Linked DNA regions of Mus musculus: region 1 is linked to region 2. Evidence: chromatin contacts called from ENCODE Hi-C or POLR2A ChIA-PET data. All regions are on one chromosome and are shown on one strand. Each heading gives the region's core, a stretch centred on a gene start or an enhancer-like site at or near the end of the contact. The rest is flanking DNA. Distances are from core to core; before and after follow the strand shown. Region 1 holds the start of Akap9 (A kinase (PRKA) anchor protein (yotiao) 9). Region 2 holds the start of Mterf1a (mitochondrial transcription termination factor 1a).

Evidence for each region. Hi-C counts contacts between places; a loop is a spot of excess contacts on that map. ChIA-PET counts read pairs that join two places held with the same protein, here RNA polymerase II (POLR2A).
Region 1: a map of heart shows a loop between it and region 2 (4-fold over the local background). The contact joins the promoter of Akap9 here to the promoter of Mterf1a in region 2. A Hi-C loop is called at or near these places in 4 of 37 maps with a recorded cell type or tissue (heart and left cerebral cortex). POLR2A ChIA-PET finds 5 or more read pairs at or near these places in 1 of 5 experiments (Patski).

Annotation. Positions count from the first base shown.
Region 1 is chr5:3,926,088-3,931,030 of GRCm38, reverse strand. It overlaps Akap9 (A kinase (PRKA) anchor protein (yotiao) 9), which reads right to left and starts at 2,845. Exons shown (of 48, transcript NM_194462.2): 1 at 2,541-2,845. The coding sequence starts at 2,588. Gm51438 (a long non-coding RNA gene) reads right to left here and starts at 2,442. Exons shown (of 2, transcript XR_003955841.1): 1 at 1-2,442.
Region 2 is chr5:3,890,663-3,895,633 of GRCm38, reverse strand. Mterf1a (mitochondrial transcription termination factor 1a) reads left to right here and starts at 1,701. Exons shown (of 2, transcript NM_001013023.2): 1 at 1,701-1,759; 2 at 3,737-4,971. The coding sequence starts at 3,768. The coding sequence ends at 4,907.

The sequences.
Region 1 (4,943 bases), core at 1,596-4,095, 34 kb before region 2:
TCATCACATCTGTACTTTCAATTCCTGCCATAAAACGGGACTTTATGAAGTCAGCTGGATCCAGGGCTCTGCACTGCACCACAGAGCTACACCCCCCAGTCACTGATTATATTCACAATACGGTTTTTTTTTTCACTCCTAATTAGAGGCAGCATGTTTATACAGATGAAAGACACATGTAGTGCTTTTGAAAACACAAGGTGCACTTTATGACCCATGTTCATTTGAGGCTCTACAAGCGTAATGGCTGCAGAACATTCCTTCAGGTAACTGAGAAAACTATTTTCTTCATGTTGTCTTCATAGGCTATCTCAGTGTCTGTTTGTTACATTACCAGAACTACTTATAAGACACATGGGTATAACCCTCATGGGGAGAGTAGGTGCAATTCTATGACAAAGTAATATTTTAAATAAAGTAATTTTAGGAGAGAGACTGCATCCCCAAAGGCAGAGCTATGAATTATGTGCAGGGACACATTTGCTGTCCCTTGTCACCATCCACCTTGTATAGTATGTTTTGAGACAGGGTGTCCAGATGACACTCAAGCTTGGTGTTTTGGCTAGAGGACTGGACAGGACGTCCCACGGGTCTGTCTGTCCCTTTCTCCCAAGCCCTGCATTACAGATGCATGCCACCATGTCCAGCCGTCCAGCTTTGTGTGGGCGCTACAACTATGAACCCCGGTGTACATGCCTGTACAGCAAGCAGTTCACACAGTGAATAGACCACCTATCTCCCCAACCCCACAAAGACAGCATTTTGAAAGACAAAGAGACATGTGTAGAAACCACATTCACAATCTCTTCTAAAGATAAATCCAGTATCTATTGGCAGCAACTTAACCCTAAGACAGGTCTAGTGAAGGCAGACAAAGCTCAGCAGGAGTCCCTCACACATATTTAGCACAGAATATATTTAGGGAAGGGAGTAGAAATTATGAAGTAGTCAATAAGACATCTACCTTATCTGGACACAGTAGCTCACACACAGAATTCCATCGCTCTGAAGGTTAACACAGAATTGCCCTAGAGTCTGAAGCCAGCCAGCCTGGACTACACATTGATCTCTAGGCTCACCTGGACTATAGTCTAAGATTCTGCTAAAGAAAGAAAGGGTGGGAGAACAAGAGAGGAAGACTGCACACTACACCTCCAATTCCTTCAATGCTCTGAGCCCGGTCAGTCCCTTGGGGTGCACAATGGGAAGCTAAGCTGGGCTTTCCCTCCATTTATAGAATGCCACAGAGACACATTCAAATCTTGACCTTACACAGAGGATGCTTATGGGAAACCAACTAACTATATTCTAGAAATACAAGATTAGCTATTGCACACACTCCTTTAACAAACTAATGCTGAGCATGTACCAACGTCTCTCTCCAGTAGGGCCCTTCACTCATTACTGACCTGCTTCCTTTGTTAATGATGTGAGAGAAGAAAAAAGAAAGGTAGGTGCCTTCGTTAGGGTTACTATTGCTATGATGAAACATCATGACCAAAGCAATTTGGAGAGGAGAGGGGTTTATTTAGCTTACAACACTTCCATATCACAGTTCCAAACTAACAAGTACAATAAGCTTAAAATATAACTTAATTATTCCCAGTAACAATAAGGTCTTAAAAAAAGGCACTATATCTTAAAGGTAACTTCATTTTTGGGAGCAAGGAGGTCCAAAGGTAAGCTCAAACAGGTAATTTTACAAAGAAATCATTCTATTCCATTCATAACAGTGTCAAATTATTTAGTAAGCCCACTGGAAGATGCCTACATATAAGTCTGGATTATACATGACTTGCCATACCCGCATACCCACACAAAATCAAACTTACCAAATACATAATAACAAATACATTATCTAAAACAGCAATTCTGTAGGTGTTTTAGTCTATGGAACCTTTCGATGCCCCGAAGTTCCATTCCACACATTACAAAAGAGCCTGCCATGACAAAGACCTCAAGCACGAATATACAAAGAACGGCAAAAACAAAAACAAAAAACAAAAAACAAAAAGAACGCCCCTACAGCCAAGTTCACAGCTGGCACTTGTGGCACACTCAAGACACTGCCGAGGCAGCTGTCACAGGCCAATCACACACACACACCAAGAGTGCCAGCGTGACACCTCAAGAAGGCAGGCTGATGGTCAGCGCAGGGGTGTTCCCGGAATAAAGAAAACCCTAAACCCTTGCTCCGGAAAGCACAAAGCCTGGCCGACTCCCTGAACTCCCTTCAGAAAGTGAAAGGGTGGTGGCTGCGAAGCAATTCCTTAGCAGTTAACAGCCGGGGTGAGAGGGGGTTTTGTGTGGCACCGGGGAGAAAGGAACCAAGCCGAGCGGTGCAGTCATCAGGTCTCCAGCAGCAGCAAGAGAGGGCGGCTCTTCAGCCCCAGCCGCAGCCCCCTAGCCCCAGCCGCAGCCCCGGCCCCGGCCCCAGCCCCAGCCCCAGCCCCGGCCCCGGCCCCGCGGCCCGGCCTCTCCCCCAGCCTCCGCCCCGGGTCACCGCCTCCCGACGCGGCCCGTGGCCGCCGCGCTCCTACCTTCGCCTTGCCGGCTGCCAGCTTCCTTTGCCTCTCCTCGTCCTCCATGGCGTCTGCAGGGTAGGCTGGGACGCAGTGGAGAGGAAAGATCTGTTTAGAAAGAGGCGGACAGAGCTCCGTGGCCACCCGGGACACGCTGGGCGCTCACCGGCGACTCGTGCCGGCCTGCACGGGCCCCGCGGTCACCGCCGCCATCTTCGTCTCCACGTAAACACACGGCGGCCGGCGGGGCGGAGCGGGCGGGCGGGCGGCCGGCGCAGCCGCGAGCGTGGCCCGGCAGGTGCTTGTGCGCGCCCGGCTTGACCGGGGCGGAGGGAGGGTCAGGGTCCGGCGGCCCGACACCCACTGCTCCGGGGACCCGGTGCTCGGAACACGCCGCGCTGCATTTCCAATTCCAAAGCGACCGCGGCCTCACAACAAGGAGCCGCAGTGGAAAGGGCGAGGGCGGAACCTCCCCCCTCCAACCCGGGGAAGCCTGATCCTTCCTTCACCCCAAATCCCTCCCTCAGTTCCCCCACAGGTTCCCTCTCAACCCATAGTCTTCTCCTTCGCCTTGCGCTGGAAGAGCAGCCTACGGTAGAGCCTTCTCCCAACTCTTTGTTCTCTGGAGTGAAGCTGAGACACTCCTAGGGGCTTCCTTCTCCTTGGCAACTGTGTTCCTAAGGAACTCGAATTCGGAATCTAAGTTGGGAACAAAGCCAGTCTACCCTAACTTTCCCTCCTCCAGCCCCCCATTAGTTATTTATTCACTTTACATCCTGACCTCAGCCCCCCTCTCCTCCCATCCCCCCCACCCCACCATGACCCCTCCTGGCTTACCTCTCTCCCCTTCACCTCTGAGGTAGACATTACCTCAGGTAAAGGGCTGGAAAAAGGTTTTCCAAGCAAAAGGGACTATGTTAACTTTGAACTTTAAAGACCTTAAAACAGCTATGGTTCTCTGACTTTACCTGGAGTTCTTGGACGAGCTGCCTAATATTTATGACTGCTCCTGGAATGTGAAAACACTCAAACCTTTGTCCTTTCTATTTCTTGAAATGGCTACTGTGAAAGATTATGCCCAATAAACTTTGTTACATTTTATTGAGCCGTGCTTATAAATCGATTCTTAACATCTTTCCTCCCCCACCTGCTCTGGCAATCCTTTCTTTCCCTTCCCTCACTCCCTCTTTCCCCTCTCCTGCCCCTCAAATCCATTTCTGGAGTGAACGAACCATTTTAGTGTCTCAGATTGAGCCTTTCTTCTTTGTTTTAACATAGGTTTGGACTGAAAAATTAGCAGGTAAGAACTAAAGATATTAGTTTAATCATAGAAGTAGTGTTAACTGGATATACATATGAAAGGGGGAGACTAAAAACCTTAGCTCTATCAGACACCAAAAATGTTTCTAGTACCTGTAATTTAGAAATCTTATATTTCAAACATAATTGTGCCAACCTAAAACAATCAAGTGTGTATTTGCCCCATTTTCTCAGCTGGAATTGGGGACGTGAGAACAGACACCTCATCATAAGAATAAAGGAAAGTAAAAGAGGCTGATCTAAGAGAGGCGTGTTTTTCTCGGGAGCCCTTTGTGGCTCCAGGTCTAGAATGAAGTGTTCTAAACTGCCTGGAGTTAAGTGATGCTCGGTTGATTCTGATTGCCTAGGAGGAGCAAGCCCAGGATATCTGACAGACTTCCTGTTTGTTAATGGGCTCTCCTTTCTCAGTGGCTCAGCAGGTCAACTCTTTGTTGCAATCTGTTCCATCTTAGTAACTAAAGATGTTAGTGATCTGCTAAATGTTGCAAGATTATTTCTGCATTTCCCTTTAGATCACTTATATCAATTATATGTACCTGTCTCAGGCATAAACGCTGCTCAGTGACATAGCTGATCTATTAGAAGGGCACATCTGTGGAATTATGGCCATCTCTTATGATACCTGTTCAATCGTGTCTCCATGTCATGTATTCATATAATTCAGACAAAAGGAAAATGGTGGTTTATATGCCTCCTTTTATAGAATAAGAAACAGAAAGCTTGAATGGTTAAACCACTTGACAACTTCCCATGGTTAGGTAATGGAAGTCATAGCTAGTGCTGCCAAGCCGTGAATTTGAGTCTTTTTCTATTTAGCTGTCTATGTCTCCAAACAATAAAAAAAAAAAAATTAAAAAATAAAAAGGGTCAGGATTTGCAGAGGCTCTTTTGTATGTGTGCTCTGAGTGCACACGTATGTTTACATGTGTGGAAGTCAGATATGTATTCATGTGCTTCTGGATGCTGGAGGTTGGCCTTGGGGGCTTCCTTAGTCACGTTTCACATGTGGATGGAGGCTGGAACTAAGACCTTGACAATGCAGCTACTCTAACTAGCCAGCTTCACGGGTCCTACCCATCTCTCCCTCTTGAGCTTGGGGTC
Region 2 (4,971 bases), core at 452-2,951:
TTACCTATATCTAGTTCTTTTCTCTCTTCAACCTATCTCTATAAAACTCTCCTGGTAAAACTTCCTCCTCCCTCCCTCCATCCTTCCCTCCACATCTCTTCTCTCTCCTGAGAATTGATCATATCCTTATTCTGTCAAATGTTTCTCTGATTCATCATGTTATCTGCCATTCAATAGATATCACATTCAAACATGAGTGCTTCCTTCTACAAACTAACTTTACTTTCATTCTTTGGGATTAATGGTCTATAATAAGGGCATGTTTGTATTCCAGCTAGAGGGATTAACAGTATGTGCTAAGGGCATGCCTGTATTCTGGCTAGAGTAGACATGTTGTTAAATTAAAATCCTTCTACACACCTTGAGTGTAATTACAGGAAGATGTAAGATTTGTATAATTGAAAAAGAGGTAGCAAGAACATTTGTTTATTGAATCCTGGTGCCAATTGATGGTGGTATTTTATGTGTGGGTTCTCTTAGAGGAATGGAGGGCTAATTTCTTCTCACTCTAATTAGGTTTGTTGAGACTTAGACATTAGTGGTAAAGTAAGGGTCTGTGAACTTCTCAAGGAAAATCTAGTGAGGCAGACAGAAAGGGCACAATAATCAATATTACTAATTATATCATTATTATTAGTCTTTGGTTGTAAGAGGCCAGGGGCAATTCTGAAGATAGCATAGACATGGCATTTGAACTACACATTGAGTCTAATTCCCAAGGATTTTAAGTCTAATTTTAGGGAGGGGTTCATCTTGACTTCCCTACTCTCCTCCTTCCAAGTGAAGTCATTTAAAGTCTCAAGCATCATTACATGTCACCATCCTTTCAAAAAACAAATGGTGTTTGCATAGCAACACAACTTTCATACAAAGTTGTCTTGAAAGAAAGAAAGAAAGAAAGACCCTTAAGGAAGATGAGAACCCCAAATCAGCCTCTTGAGAAACATCATCTACCACACTGCTCTTAGTTCTCTTTACCTCTTCTTTGCCCCTCATCTTTCTCTCCCTGCCCTTGGTCTTCCCAACCTCTCCAATATCTCAGCTGCACCTTTTCCTCATTGATATCACTTTCAAGAGGACTAAAGCCATCTCCTGGTGTTCATAAATGAAAATCCATGGGGCAGGCTGAGGAGAGAATATTCAGGCAGAAGCGAGACCATGGGAGTTACGGTCCAGAAGGCAGAGGTTGTCTTGCTTTCCGCAATACTGGTGAAGGTAAGCCACACGTGCACCATAAATAGCTACTGAGTAATCCCAGGCAAGGAATAAGCTGTGATCAGTAGTTTCACTTTCTGGGTAAACTGATTATTAATAATTTAAATTCCCAAATAGAAATCTTTATTCTTACAAACACCAAACCAAACAGAAAAATGCAAAAGAATTTGGGGGAAATAAAAACCAACCAACCTACCAAACAAACAAACAAAAACCCCCAAGGTCTATAAAGCAACCTAAAAGAAAGAGATCAAACTGAACCTGTTCTTTGGTACAGGCAGAATCTCAGCCCCAGCCAGAGGGAAGCCTTGGCGCCGCCCTGTGGTCTCGAACCAGCCCAGAGCCCAGAGTCCCCGCAGCCACAGTCTCAGCCGCCCCCTGCTGGGCTCCCGCGGTCAGGCGGCCGAGGATTTAGGCACAGCGCGCCGGGCTAGTGACGTCACCTCTGCGCCAGGCCGAGGCCGGAAGTCAGCCGTTACTTCCGCACTCCGCTCCCTCCCGGGCGTCCAGAGGCGGAAGTGAAAGGTGTCTACCGGGAGCGTTGGTAGGAGCGCGGATGCAGTGTGCGGGCTGGGGCTGGGGAGCTGCTGGAGCCTTTGCGAGCGGCTTGCGAGTCTCTGCTAGACAGGGCGATGAATGGCTAAAGGCCATTGCAGAACTGCCCGAGGGAAGGCGAGCCTTCGATGTGGGATTACGGCGGTTCTGAGTTTAGACTCATCAAGCCCTCCACACTTCGTACAGCAAAGAGCTCGGCATTGGCTCGGAATTTGTAACTTTAGGGACAGTGCCCACCCTTAGGTTGTTGTATATATAGGGCATTACGAAATAATGTATGTGTAACGTGGGGTTCTGGTATTAAAGTGCGTTTGCGATTCCGCTACCTTCCCCCCATGCGTTGCCGTTTTCTTTTTATTATGACTGAGAAATGTTTAGTTTGCGAGAGGTTGTGCATCTCACAAAAATGATTTGAAGGTGTCTAGCCTGGATCTCTTTATTCTCTACTACATTGGTTGTATTTTTGCCTTTTTCTTTTTCGGATTGGCGGTGTGGTGGTAGAAACATCTGGCCCTTACCTTTTCTGGAAATATCCAAAGTCTCTCATCTTAACGACAAATCCGATGCTGAAGTGTAGTTCTAAAACAAACAAACAAACAAACAAACAAACCAACAAACACTCTCCACTTAAATGCTGCTTCAAAAAATTAGCTGATTGTGGTACCCCAATGCGAATGATTATCAGTTTTCTTTAAAAGCCTGTGAGCTTTCCAACTGTGGGACAGAATAGGACGTATATCTTCCTCCTTGGACCTCACTCATTACAATCATGGAGATTTTTGTGATATTTGCTAAATTTAACATTCCTTTTAGAATGTTGTTTATTTTTAGAGTAAGACTGGAGTCAATTCAATATCTACCTTTGTTTTTTAAATTGCATTATGCTGTATAGTTTCCCGGCTGAACAATCTGTTTTTAAATGAAGAGTGTGTTTATACAAGGCCTTGCAATACAACTAGGATTCAAGAAAATGACCCTTTCTGAAAGAAAAGGCAGTTTAACAATATGTGAGACTTTAAAAAGGTGTGTGTGAGTACAGGCACGTGCACTTGCTGGTGAGTCTGATATAAATGTAGTTAGTACTGGTAGGAGGAAGGGGTGACCAAGAAGGTGATGGGAATATGAGAATAATGAAGACAAACAATAGGACATGCTTCTAATGGAGAATTTAGGTTTATATAAAAGTTATATATGTATATGCATGTGTATGTGACAGGAAAGCAAGGTCAGCTTTGATATGTTTAATGAACCCTTCAGCTAGTGTTCTTGGCAAACTCTTGTCCCAGGTTTAAAACCTAACAACTTTGAACTAGAAAATTAATTCCTCCTTCTTCTTTCTGGGGTTGGGGAATTGAACTCAAGTCCTCATGCGTGCTATGGACGTATGCTGTACCACTGACCTACCTCTGATTTACACCACATTCCCTCAACTATATCATTTTGAAGATGGAAAAGAGTGTAGAATTATTGCATTGTAACCAAGCAAACAATTTGGTAAACTGAGGTAGAGATTGATGTTGATAGGTGTTGTCCAGAGATTTGTGTAAGCATATACATATATATGCTTATATATAATATATAATGTTTATATATAACATATGTTATATAATAGGTAATGTATAAGTTATAGTATGTAATAAACATATAATTTATAACATATAGTTATATATATGTATATATATATATATACATGTGTAATCAATGTGATCCACTTAAAGGATATTATAAATTCAAAAAAGACATTAAAGATGGAAAGTAGACAATCTGAAGTGTGTTTTTTTTTCAGAGCTACATTTAGAGCTTTAGATTAAGGTAGCCAGAAGCAAAGAAATTAGTGTCTGTGGGCAGGAGAGCTGGAGGGCGGGATGCTTTCTCCTGGAAGGCCCCTTGCATTTAAAGGATCTGGATATTGTCATTAGTTAGTCACATAATATTGTATGTTAACATTATATGTTATTTTACACAGCATTTGAAAAACTTTGGGCTACCTGATGATTATGGCATCAAGAAACATCTGGTGTGTGAGAAGAAACTTTCTCTTTGATTTAAGAGACTGGATGCTTCAATATTCAGCAGAAGTTTTCCTCAAGTCGATTTCATTCAGGCCGTTTAGTGCGGAATGCGACAGTAAGGACAAGGAGTCTTTGGAGGAGGAGAGGGAGGACCTGCTGAGCAACTTAGTCACCATGGGCGTTGATATCGACATGGCAAGGAGGCGACAGCCTGGAGTTTTTAACAAGGCTGTTACGAATGAGCAGGAGCTGAAGTTATTCCTTCTGTCCAAGGGAGCTAGTGACAAAGTGATTGGTAGCATCATATCAAGATATCCACGAGCTATAACACGCACTCCTGAAAGTCTTTCAAAACGGTGGGATCTGTGGAGAAAGATTATGGCATCAGACCTTGAAATTGTAAATATTTTGGAGCGTTCTCCTGAATCCTTTTTTCGATCTAATAACAATCTAAACTTAGAGAATAATATAAAGTTCCTTTGCTCTGTTGGATTGACTCATAAATGCCTCTGCAGACTGTTGACCAATGCTCCCAGAACCTTCTCCAACAGTCTGAATTTGAATAAGCAAATGGTTGAATTTTTGCAGGAGACTGGTATGTCCTTAGGTCACAATGATCCCAGAGATTTTGTCAGGAAGATAATTTCTAAAAACCCTTCCATCTTAATTCAGAGCACCAAACGTGTGAAAACTAACATTGAATTTTTACAATCAACTTTCAACTTGAACAAACGGGACCTGCTGCTTCTGATATGTGGCCCAGGAGCTAGAATCTTAGACCTTTCCAATGACTGTACCAAAAAAAATTACACAAACATAAGAGAGAGGCTGCTTTCTCTTGGATGCAGCGAGGAGGAGGTACAGAGGTTTGTCCTAAGCTATCTGAATATGGTCTTCTTGTCAGAGAAAAAGTTTAATGATAAAATAGACTGCCTTATAGAAGAAAAAATCAGTGCTTCACAAATAATTGAAAATCCGAGGATTTTAGACTCCAGCATAAATACTTTAAAAACTCGCATCCGAGAGCTGTCCCATGCTGGGTATGACTTGAGCACATCCAGCATTGCTCTGCTGTCCTGGAGTCAGAGAAGATATGAAGCTAAACTGAAGAGATTATGTGGATAGGACAGTGCAGGAGGAGTCGCAGGCAATCGGACAGGTGTGGCACTGGTTCCAGTTTGGACTTTTA